Regions from separate parts of the Mus musculus genome. Here region 2 is linked to region 1. Evidence: chromatin contacts called from ENCODE Hi-C or POLR2A ChIA-PET data. All regions are on one chromosome and are shown on one strand. Each heading gives the region's core, a stretch centred on a gene start or an enhancer-like site at or near the end of the contact. The rest is flanking DNA. Distances are from core to core; before and after follow the strand shown.

Region 1 (4,614 bases), core at 1,154-3,653:
AGTGAGTTATAGGACAACCAGTGCTACACAAAACCTTGTCTCAAAAAAAAAAAAAAAAAAAAAAAAAAAAAAAAAAAAAAAAAGAAGAAGAAGGAAAAAGAAGGGCTGGTGAGATGGCTCAGTGGGTAAGAGCACCTGACTGCTCTTTCGAAGGTCCAGAGTTCAAATCCCAGCAACCACATGGTGGCTCACAACCACCCGTAACAAGATCTGACTCCCTCTTCTGGAGTGTCTGAAGACAACTATAGTGTACTTACATATAATAATAAAATAAATCTTAAAAAGTTCAAGGTCTTCCTAAACTATGTGGAGTTCAAGGCCAGCCTGGCTACATGAGAGTGTGTTTCCAAAATATGTACGTAAACTGTTTTAATGCAGTAGTTAGCAGATGATCAACTAGTAATTATTATTTGTATTAATGTTGTTTTACCTTTGTGCATATTCATGTAAGTCACTAAAGCCCTGCACTAAATGGGAGTCACCTAGATCCTAGATCCTTCCTTTTTTTGTTTTTGGTTTTTCGAGACAGGGTTTCTCTGTATAGCCCTGGCTGTCCTGGAACTCACTTTGTAGACCAGGCTGGCCTCGAACTCAGAGATCAACCTACCTCTGCCTCCCAAGTCCTGGGATTAAAGGTGTGCTCCACCACTGCCTGGCGCTTTTTTTTTTTTTTTTTTTTTTTTTTTTTTTTTGAAAAAAGAATTTAGACTGACCAATTCAGAGTCTGCCATTTATTTATTTATTTATTTATTTATTTATTTTTTTTTTTCGAGACAGGGTTTCTCTGTGTAGCCCTGGCTGTCCTGGAACTCACTTTGTAGACCAGGCTGGCCTCGAACTCAGAAATCCGCCTGCTTCTGCCTCCCAAGTGCTGGGATTAAAGGCGTGCGCCACCACGCCCGGCGCTTTTTTTTTTTTTTTTTAATGTTTTTTATTGTCACCAGAAGGAAGAGGTGCGCTGTGGGTGCAGAGATCAAAGGGCCACTTTTTTTTTTTTAAAGTGTGTATGTGTTTTGCCTACATCTATGTCTGTATACCTCATGCACACCTGATGCTGGCAGAGGCCAGGGAAGGCACTGGATCCCCTGGGACTACAGTAATAGATCTTGAATACCTATATTGGGCGCCGGGAACTGAACCCTAGGTAATCTGGAAGAGCATCTAGCGATAACAGCTAAGCCATCATCTTTCTAACCTCCTTTCCGCTTTAAAATAATTTATTTTTATCGGGGAGGAGGGGTGTGTTTGTGTGCCATCTGTATGCTGGTTCCATAAGAGGGCATCGATGCCCTGGAGCTGGAGTTAGAGGTAGTTGTGCGCTGCCTGACAAAACCAAATTTTCTTCCCGTGGAAGAGCAAGAAGTTCTAACTGAGGCATCTCTCCAGGCCCCAGACCTGGATTCTTACCAACCTCTTTTTATGACCTTGGGCTAATTTCTTGTATTGCACCTTGGTTTTTCTATCAGCATAACCAGGTTCTTGGCCCAGCGTGGTGGCACACGCCTTAAATTCCACCGCATCTCTGAGATCCAGGGCAGTTTTTTCTACAAGGTGAATTCCAGGCCAGCCCGGACTGCATAGTGAGACCCTTGTCTGAAACAAACAAAATGGGTGTCGCTCTGGCAGATTATGTGCAACGGGGGTAAGGAGATCTCTAGGTCTCTGAAGAATCCTAAGTCCCACGGGAGTCCTCCACAGGATGTGATGTCCCCAAGAACAGCCTAACCTAATCTTCACGACGAAAGGCTGGAATTCTGATCATTGTTTTGACACACACACCCCTTCCTCTCACTTTGTGTTTGCAGAACCCCACACTGGTCCGCATACTTCCTTCCTAGCAGGGTTTCAGGCGCCCTCCCCATTCAGACTGCCACCTCCCCACCGTCTCTAACCAACTGGGTCCTCCGGGTTGAGGTTGAGTTTCTCTCTCTCTCTCTCTCTCTCTCTCTCTCTCTCTCTCTCTCTCTCTCTCTCTCTGTGTGTGTGTGTGTGTGTGAGAGAGAGAGAGAGAGAGAGAGAGAGAGAGAGAGAGAGAGAGAGAGAGAGAGAGAGAGAGAGAATGTGTGTATGTGTGAACGTGTGACCTAAGTACCACCCACAGGCTTCGATGTGACCTTTCAAAGATTCCCAGATGCTCTAACTGCCGGGCCCAACCCAGAGAGATGGCCGGCAGAGAGCGGATCCCGAGGACTAACTGTGCGGGACCCGCCCCCGTGTTCCGATTCGGGCTCCGATTCGGGCAGGGACGAAGGCTCCCAGAGATGGGTTCGGGATTTCCTTCCAAATGCTTGGTCGTCGCACTCTCGTGAGATTTGCTCCCGGAAGACCCGGCCCTCTTCAGTGTAGCGACCAATCGGCAAGGGCGACGGTTAAGACAGTTGGGTTTTGAAGGAGCCAATGAACGCTAGCAGCGGAGAGTTTAAGAACAACAGTCCGGCGTGTCCTTAGCTTGTCTGGAAAAGAACGCGTTCGGCAGGCGCACTGACGCGCTGCGAGGAGCTGGGGGTTTGTGTTCGGGAGAGCTGAGTACGGAGAGGGACCGGGCTGCTGCGAGCTGTGGCAGGCGGAGCCCAGGAGCCCGGCGAGGATCGCGCTTGGTCGCCTTTCGCCCCGGTAGCGGTGCCATGGCGCAGTTCGTGTTCGAGAGCGATTTGCACTCACTGCTTCAACTGGACGCACCCATCCCCAATGCCCCGGTTGCGCGCTGGCAGCGCAAAGCAAAGGAAGCCACAGGCCCAGCCCCCTCGCCCATGCGGGCCGCCAACAGATCACACAGCGCCGGGCGGACCCCGGGCCGAACTCCTGGTGAGTGGGTGGAGGGAGCTGGAATCGCTGAGAGTCCGTCTTCATGCTCCCTCCGGGAGCCTCGTCAGGCTGTCTGACTTCTCTCTCCCTGCCCCCAGGCAAATCTAGTTCCAAGGTTCAGACCACCCCTAGCAAACCTGGAGGTGACCGCTTTATCCCCCAACGCAGTGCTTCTCAAATGGAGGTGGCCAGCTTCCTCTTAAGCAAGGAAAACCAGCCGGAAGACAGGGGGACGCCCACCAAAAAGGTATGATTCCACAGGGGTCATGAGACTTGAGGTGTCTGTCCCCTGGCTGATACCGGTCTTCCTCCCCTCACTTGCCGTGTATTTCAGGAGCATCAGAAAGCCTGGTCTCTCAACCTGAACGGTTTTGATGTGGAGGAAGCCAAGATCCTCAGGCTCAGCGGCAAACCTCAGAATGCCCCAGAAGGTAAGGAGTGAGTGACATCATCGAGGCTGGTGTCAGTCCTTCCTAAGGGGAGACATGTGGCTGCTTTTCCACATGTGGATGGGTATCAGTTTCCAAGTCTAGACCCACTCTCTTGCCACAGGCTACCAGAACAGACTGAAAGTACTGTACAGTCAGAAAGCCACGCCTGGCTCCAGCAGGAAGACTTGCAGATACATCCCTTCTCTGCCAGACAGGATCCTTGATGCCCCCGAAATCCGGAATGACTACTGTGAGTGCACTGTTGTCTTTGCGGATGGAGAAAGATGGCCTAGGAATGGACCAGTCCAACAAAGGACCTCATGTTTTCTTCCTTCCCCTGGCAGACCTGAATCTTGTAGATTGGAGCTCTGGAAATGTATTGGCTGTGGCACTGGACAACAGTGTGTACTTATGGAACGCTGGTTCTGGTGACATCCTGCAGTTGTTGCAAATGGAGCAGCCTGGAGACTACATATCCTCGGTGGCCTGGATCAAGGAGGGCAACTACCTAGCTGTAGGCACCAGCAATGCTGAGGTCCAGGTGAGCCTGGTTGCCTGTATTGTGGCTCTGTGGTCACTGGGCTCAGGGGGGAGCTTGCCCACCTTACATCTGTGACCCTGTGGTCATTCCTCTGCAGCTCTGGGATGTGCAGCAGCAGAAACGACTTCGAAACATGACCAGTCACTCCGCTCGAGTAAGCTCCCTCAGTTGGAACAGCTATATCCTATCCAGGTCGGTGTTTTTCCCAGTCTATAGCAGAACCTTTCCGGTTTCTGCCATCCGGAACTAAATCTCTTCTTCTCTCAGTGGTTCACGGTCTGGCCACATCCACCACCATGATGTTCGGGTAGCAGAACACCATGTGGCCACACTGAGTGGCCATAGCCAGGAAGTATGTGGGCTTCGCTGGGCCCCAGATGGACGACATCTGGCAAGTGGTGGCAATGATAACATTGTCAACGTGTGGCCTAGTGGTCCTGGAGAAAGTGGATGGGCTCCCCTGCAAACATTCACTCAACATCAAGGCGCTGTCAAGGTGAGAAAGCATTTGAGCTGAGGTCTTTACAGACACTCAGCTATAAACGAGGGACTACTAAGAGGAGAGGACAAGGCGGGGTTGAGTTTAATTGTGACACTTAGAGTTGAGAGATGGTTTTGTCCACTGAGTATTCATAATAGATGATGACTACTGTGCCCAGAGAGCTGGGTGCCTTCCAGCATCGTCACGATTATTGAAGCAGCTCCTGTCTTGGAGTTGTTTGAAAATTGTTATCACCTCTGATTGGCTAATAAAGAGCTGATCAACCTGTAGCTGGGGAGGAGAGTTTAAGATGGGTGGGAAAAGAGGTGAGGTCACCAGGAGGGAGTCTCCAGGAG
Region 2 (4,614 bases), core at 1,388-3,887, 670 kb before region 1:
AATTAATTCTATCTATCTATCTATCTATCTATCTATCTATCTATCTATCTACTTACTATAGTAAGACAGGATCTTACTATGGCATAGCTACTAGCCTGAAACTCACTATAGAAACAAGGCCAGCCTCAAACTCAAGAGATCTATCTGCTAGCATGCCCGCCTTCACTTACTTACTTGTGTAGAATGGGGAGAGACACACGCTAGTGTGCACATGGTGGTCAGAGGACAACTTGCAGGAATCAGTTCTCACCTTCTACCTAGTGAGTCCCAGGAATGAACAAAGATCTTCATGCATGGCTGTCAAGTGCCTTTACCATTCAGCCATCTCTCTAGGCTTTTCCAGACTAAATTCCTACCGTCTAATGATTAGGACTGCTGCCATTCTGCAGATGAAGCAACCCAGCTAAGTGAAAATTCAAAACCTCACTATGAATCTCAGATACTTATGATCTTCTACTACCGTATCCTGAAGAACCCTGTGATTTTTAAGTAGTTTTATGTTGCCTGCAGAGGTTGAGCCTAGACAGGACGGCCAGGAGGAGGTGAGCCCCGGCTAGCCAGGAGCTTCCACCTGCCCCTCCCTATTTTCATTACTAAGCTCATTACTACAGAGTACACCAGAGGCTCGCCAGACCTCTAAACAACTCTCCAGAACTCCGTTTTAATATACAACACAAAAGGCTGTGGCCTTGATTGGGAAATCAGCCACCTCCAAAGAAAGGGAAGGGCTTTTCCCAAGAATGTACACAAGATAACTAAAATGTGCCTAAACTAGGTATAGTGGCACCATGCCTTCAATCCCAGCATTCAGGAGGCAGAGGCAGGCGGGTCTGAGTTTGAGGCCAGTCTGGTCTACAGAGCCAGTCCCAGGACAGCCAGGGCTACAAAGAGAAACCCTGTCTGGGGGGGAGGGGGGGGGCGGGGATTCTATTGTTGTAAATAACAGTGCAAGTGCATGAATTCATCGCTATAGATATAAACCATGGGGAAGGAGGGACTGATCTATAGATGGAGCCAGTAGGGAAAGTCTGGGAAGCTCAGCAGAGTAAGCGCGCCCATCCACCTGCCTGCGGTGGCATTTACTCTTCCTGCTGCTCACAATTTAGAAAACACTAGTGAAACCAGCCCAGACCTTAGGAACTGTGTGACTTTAGGAAACTTACTTCCCTTTAGTGTTCCTGGTAAGGAAGCACAGGACGACATGTAAAAAGCAGTTTAGCCATGAGCCAGGTGATCAACGAGCATTGATTTTTTTTTACCCTCTTCTCTACTCAGAATATTCATCTTATCAGCTCAAAAAATAAATATCAAGCGGAGTGTGGTGGTACCCGGGCTTACAGCCTTCGCGAAGCAGAGACAGGCGGATCTCTGTGAGTCTGAGGCCAGCCTGGTCTACATATGAACTCTAGGGCAGACAGGGCTAGGGGATGATGTCTCCGAAACAAAAGCAAAATCCAAGGAATTTGAAAGACGGAGATTAACCTAGGTCTGAGAGAAAAGTTTTACGCGGAAAAACCAAAGTTCGGAGTTTAAGTGGCATCTGAGAGACTCCCGGGCCTCAGTTGGTTTTTGTTTTGTTTTGTTTTTTTGTCTTTATACTTAGTTACATTCTATCTCTATCACTGTGGCCCTGCAGAGACTGTCAGTACGACCATCCGGAGTCAACTGGAGCTTCCTTTCCTGAGTTCCACCAAAACACCCCCACTGCCCAGTAAAGGCAGCCAGGGATTTAACACATGCTCGCACTGTTCTTAACTTTAAACAGGTAAAGGGGGGGGGGCGTGAAAGTGCGCATCCTTGAGCCTTCCTACATACTAAGACGGGAAAATCCAATTTTATTTTAATTTAAAAGGGACTAGAACTAACTCTACACAAAGCAAAGGCGGGACAAGAAAGAAACAATGTCGCACATCCAGGAGGGGTTCCGTAAATCCGGCCCATACAGGGCAAGCCTGATCACAGGTGAAGAGAGATCTTATCCAGTCAGTAGCTTGCCCCGGGGAAAGGCCCCACATCCCTGGAGGACTGCGCATCGTGAGGTCCTCAGAGCTCGTCAGCCCCCGACCCTGGCCTGGAGGAAGTGCCTTCTCCTCCTGGCCACCCCCATGGCCCGGGTTCCGGGCGCGGCGCGGGCTCCGGGCGGGTCCCGCCTCCTCCGCTCCTAGCCGGGGCCCGGCCGGGGGCTCGGCTCTTTTAGCCAATGGGCGCCGCGCTCCGGCCCCCTCCCCCGCGCGGGAGGAGCCGCCGAGGTCGTGCGCGACGTGCGGCGCCTGGGCCCCTGATCCGCGGCCCCCGCCCCGACCGCGTGAAGCGCGCGGCGGCTGCGTGAGGAAGCGGGGACTCGGACAGGCGCCCCGGCCCGCGCTCGGCAGCACATCCCTACCCGGGACTCCCAGCCCCGTTACTCACCTTGCTGCTGGGATCCATGGCCGCGCTGCGCTCGAAGCTCTAGCTGTGCCGGCTGCGAGACGGAGAACGGACGCGCTGTAACTATGCGTCTCCCGCCAGACCTCCACGCCCTGACGCACTTAAGACCCCGTAGCTCAGATCGTCACTCTACAAGCAAGCCTCTGCTCTTGGGGGAGAGCGCGCGGAGCTGCCTTTTTATAGGACCGCCGCCATTGGTTCTGGGGTGTAGGTGGGCCCGAAGGGGGCGGGGCCTGGGGAGCACGTCCGGGGCGGGACTCTGAGAGGCGTGGTTCTGTGGGGAGGTGGGGAGGGACGGAGGGCTACTGACCACAGTCTGGCTCTGGATGCTAGAACCTGCAGTCCCAGGGTGTGCGGGGCACCCGTTGGGGGCGCTCGCTGTGTGGCTCTGAGCTGGTTTGCACACCTCTCTGAGTCTCAATGGCCACTAGCAAAATGGTAGCGCTTGGTGCGGGGCTGTAAGCCAGCGCTAGGACTCTGGCTTCCTCACTAGGCTGCCGGATAACTTTGGTAGACTAGTCATAATAATAGTACAACCTCCTGGGTTATTAGGAAGATTAAACGAGTTAGTATTTGGATGGTGTTTACAACCGCGTGTGTTATGTGTAAAGTGGCATTAAGTTCATTAGAGAGACCACGGGAGGTCTGGCTCCGAAGCTGAATTCTCTCTCCTTGCTCCGTGTTCCTGTGCCCAAGGCCAAGCTCCTCTTTTGCTCCTAGACACCATGCCCACCACTTCTCTAAGCTGTAAAACCACCACCTCCCTCCATTTCTGACTTTATGGTGACACCTAAGTGTGAAGACCAGAGAGGCTGGGTGTCTAAATGGTTAAGGACATAGAACACCTTGGCATTGAACCAGCTCACCTATAAACCGCCTCTAGCTGGTCCTGGGCAAGCTCCCAGCCAATGAGCAGCGGGTTTCTCCTGGATAAAATGAGATTTGTTATCAAACCCTGGGCTATGAGAATTACAGGTGAGCTCCTGGAGTGGTGAGTAGGACAGTCAATAGCCTCTGTGGTCCCTCCAGTCCATGTCCCATCTAGGTTCACCTGAAGGGGGGATCTGGGAGAAATGACTTTCTGTTAGAGACAGGAAGCTGAGCTGTGTGCCAGGTGCTGGCCTAGGAGGGCACCCTAATTGAGCATGGACCCCTGAAAAGTAAAGCATGTGGAACTGGTGAGTCTGGGGTTCCCCTTCTCCTCTCTCCTGATCACCACTTTGCCCCCCCCCCCCCGAGTTTCTTCTGCTGACTGCAAGACCTGCCTCCTCTGCTCTTGCTTTCTCCAACCCTGGACCTGTTTCTTTCCTTCAATACATATGATGCAGGGCTGGAACAAGGCCCAAGCCTGGTCTCCCAGGCCCTTTCTTAGGGTACCAGTTCACAAATTCAGTCGCCCCCATTATAGAACTGCATGCCTATATCTCAGCCAACAAGTCACCAATCAGCCATCTTTTTTCTCCTCTATGACGGACGGTCCCGTGCTAGTCAGTGTCCCTAGGACAGAAGCATGAGAGTCTGTTGCTAGCTTCAGGGAGTCCCCAAGCTGGAGGGACAGGGAGAGGGGCAGTGTAAACCATATCAAGGATGAATACAGGGTAAGTCTCCAGAGAGAAGTGTGTGTGTGTGTGTGTGTGTGTGTGTATGTGTGGCTCTTTGGGAAGAGGGAGGTGATGCAGAGCAGGGTTTGGAAGGTAGTTCAATAGGTGGCTAGATTATGAAGGCCATTCTTGACAGAAGATTAGATACAAAGGTGGCAGACAGAATGATTCAAAAAGATGGAGAATCTTTAGATAGCCTCTGAACCACAAGCTTCAGATGCTGGAGTCCCAGCTCTGCCGTTTACTTGCCAAACATCTGCACGCATCTCTTCTCAGCTTCAAAACCCACATCCATCTCTAAAATGGGTCTAATAGTCTCCTCCTGATTTGAATAAGGGTTTCTCAAAGTAATTACACTAATACTTCTGGTTGTGCTTTGTTTTGTTGAGACAGGGTTTCACTATAGAGCCCTGGCTGCCCTGGAACTCATTATGTAGACCAGGATGGCTTCAGATTCACAGAGATCCACTCTCCTACCAAATGCTGGGATTAAAGGCTTGTGCTACCAGATTCTGCACTAATTGTTGGTGTCAGCATTTCAGCCCAGTCCCATGGTACCATGGCACCATGGCACCATGGAAAAAGC

The links. A loop is a pair of places that touch in the nucleus more often than their neighbours do. ChIA-PET counts read pairs that join two places held with the same protein, here RNA polymerase II (POLR2A).
Region 2: a map of T-helper 2 cell shows a loop between it and region 1 (5-fold over the local background). The contact joins the promoter of Slc2a1 here to the promoter of Cdc20 in region 1. A Hi-C loop is called at or near these places in 4 of 37 maps with a recorded cell type or tissue (T-helper 17 cell, T-helper 2 cell and regulatory T cell). POLR2A ChIA-PET finds 5 or more read pairs at or near these places in 1 of 5 experiments (embryonic stem cell).

Annotation. Positions count from the first base shown.
Region 1 is chr4:118,435,132-118,439,745 of GRCm38, reverse strand. It overlaps Cdc20 (cell division cycle 20), which reads left to right and starts at 2,403. Exons shown (of 10, transcript NM_023223.2): 1 at 2,403-2,805; 2 at 2,904-3,052; 3 at 3,140-3,236; 4 at 3,358-3,486; 5 at 3,581-3,777; 6 at 3,875-3,969; 7 at 4,045-4,273. The coding sequence starts at 2,625.
Region 2 is chr4:119,106,768-119,111,381 of GRCm38, reverse strand. Slc2a1 (solute carrier family 2 (facilitated glucose transporter), member 1) reads right to left here and starts at 2,637. Exons shown (of 10, transcript NM_011400.3): 1 at 2,410-2,637. The coding sequence starts at 2,427. It overlaps Gm52706 (a long non-coding RNA gene), which reads left to right and starts at 2,633. Exons shown (of 2, transcript XR_003955269.1): 1 at 2,633-3,605.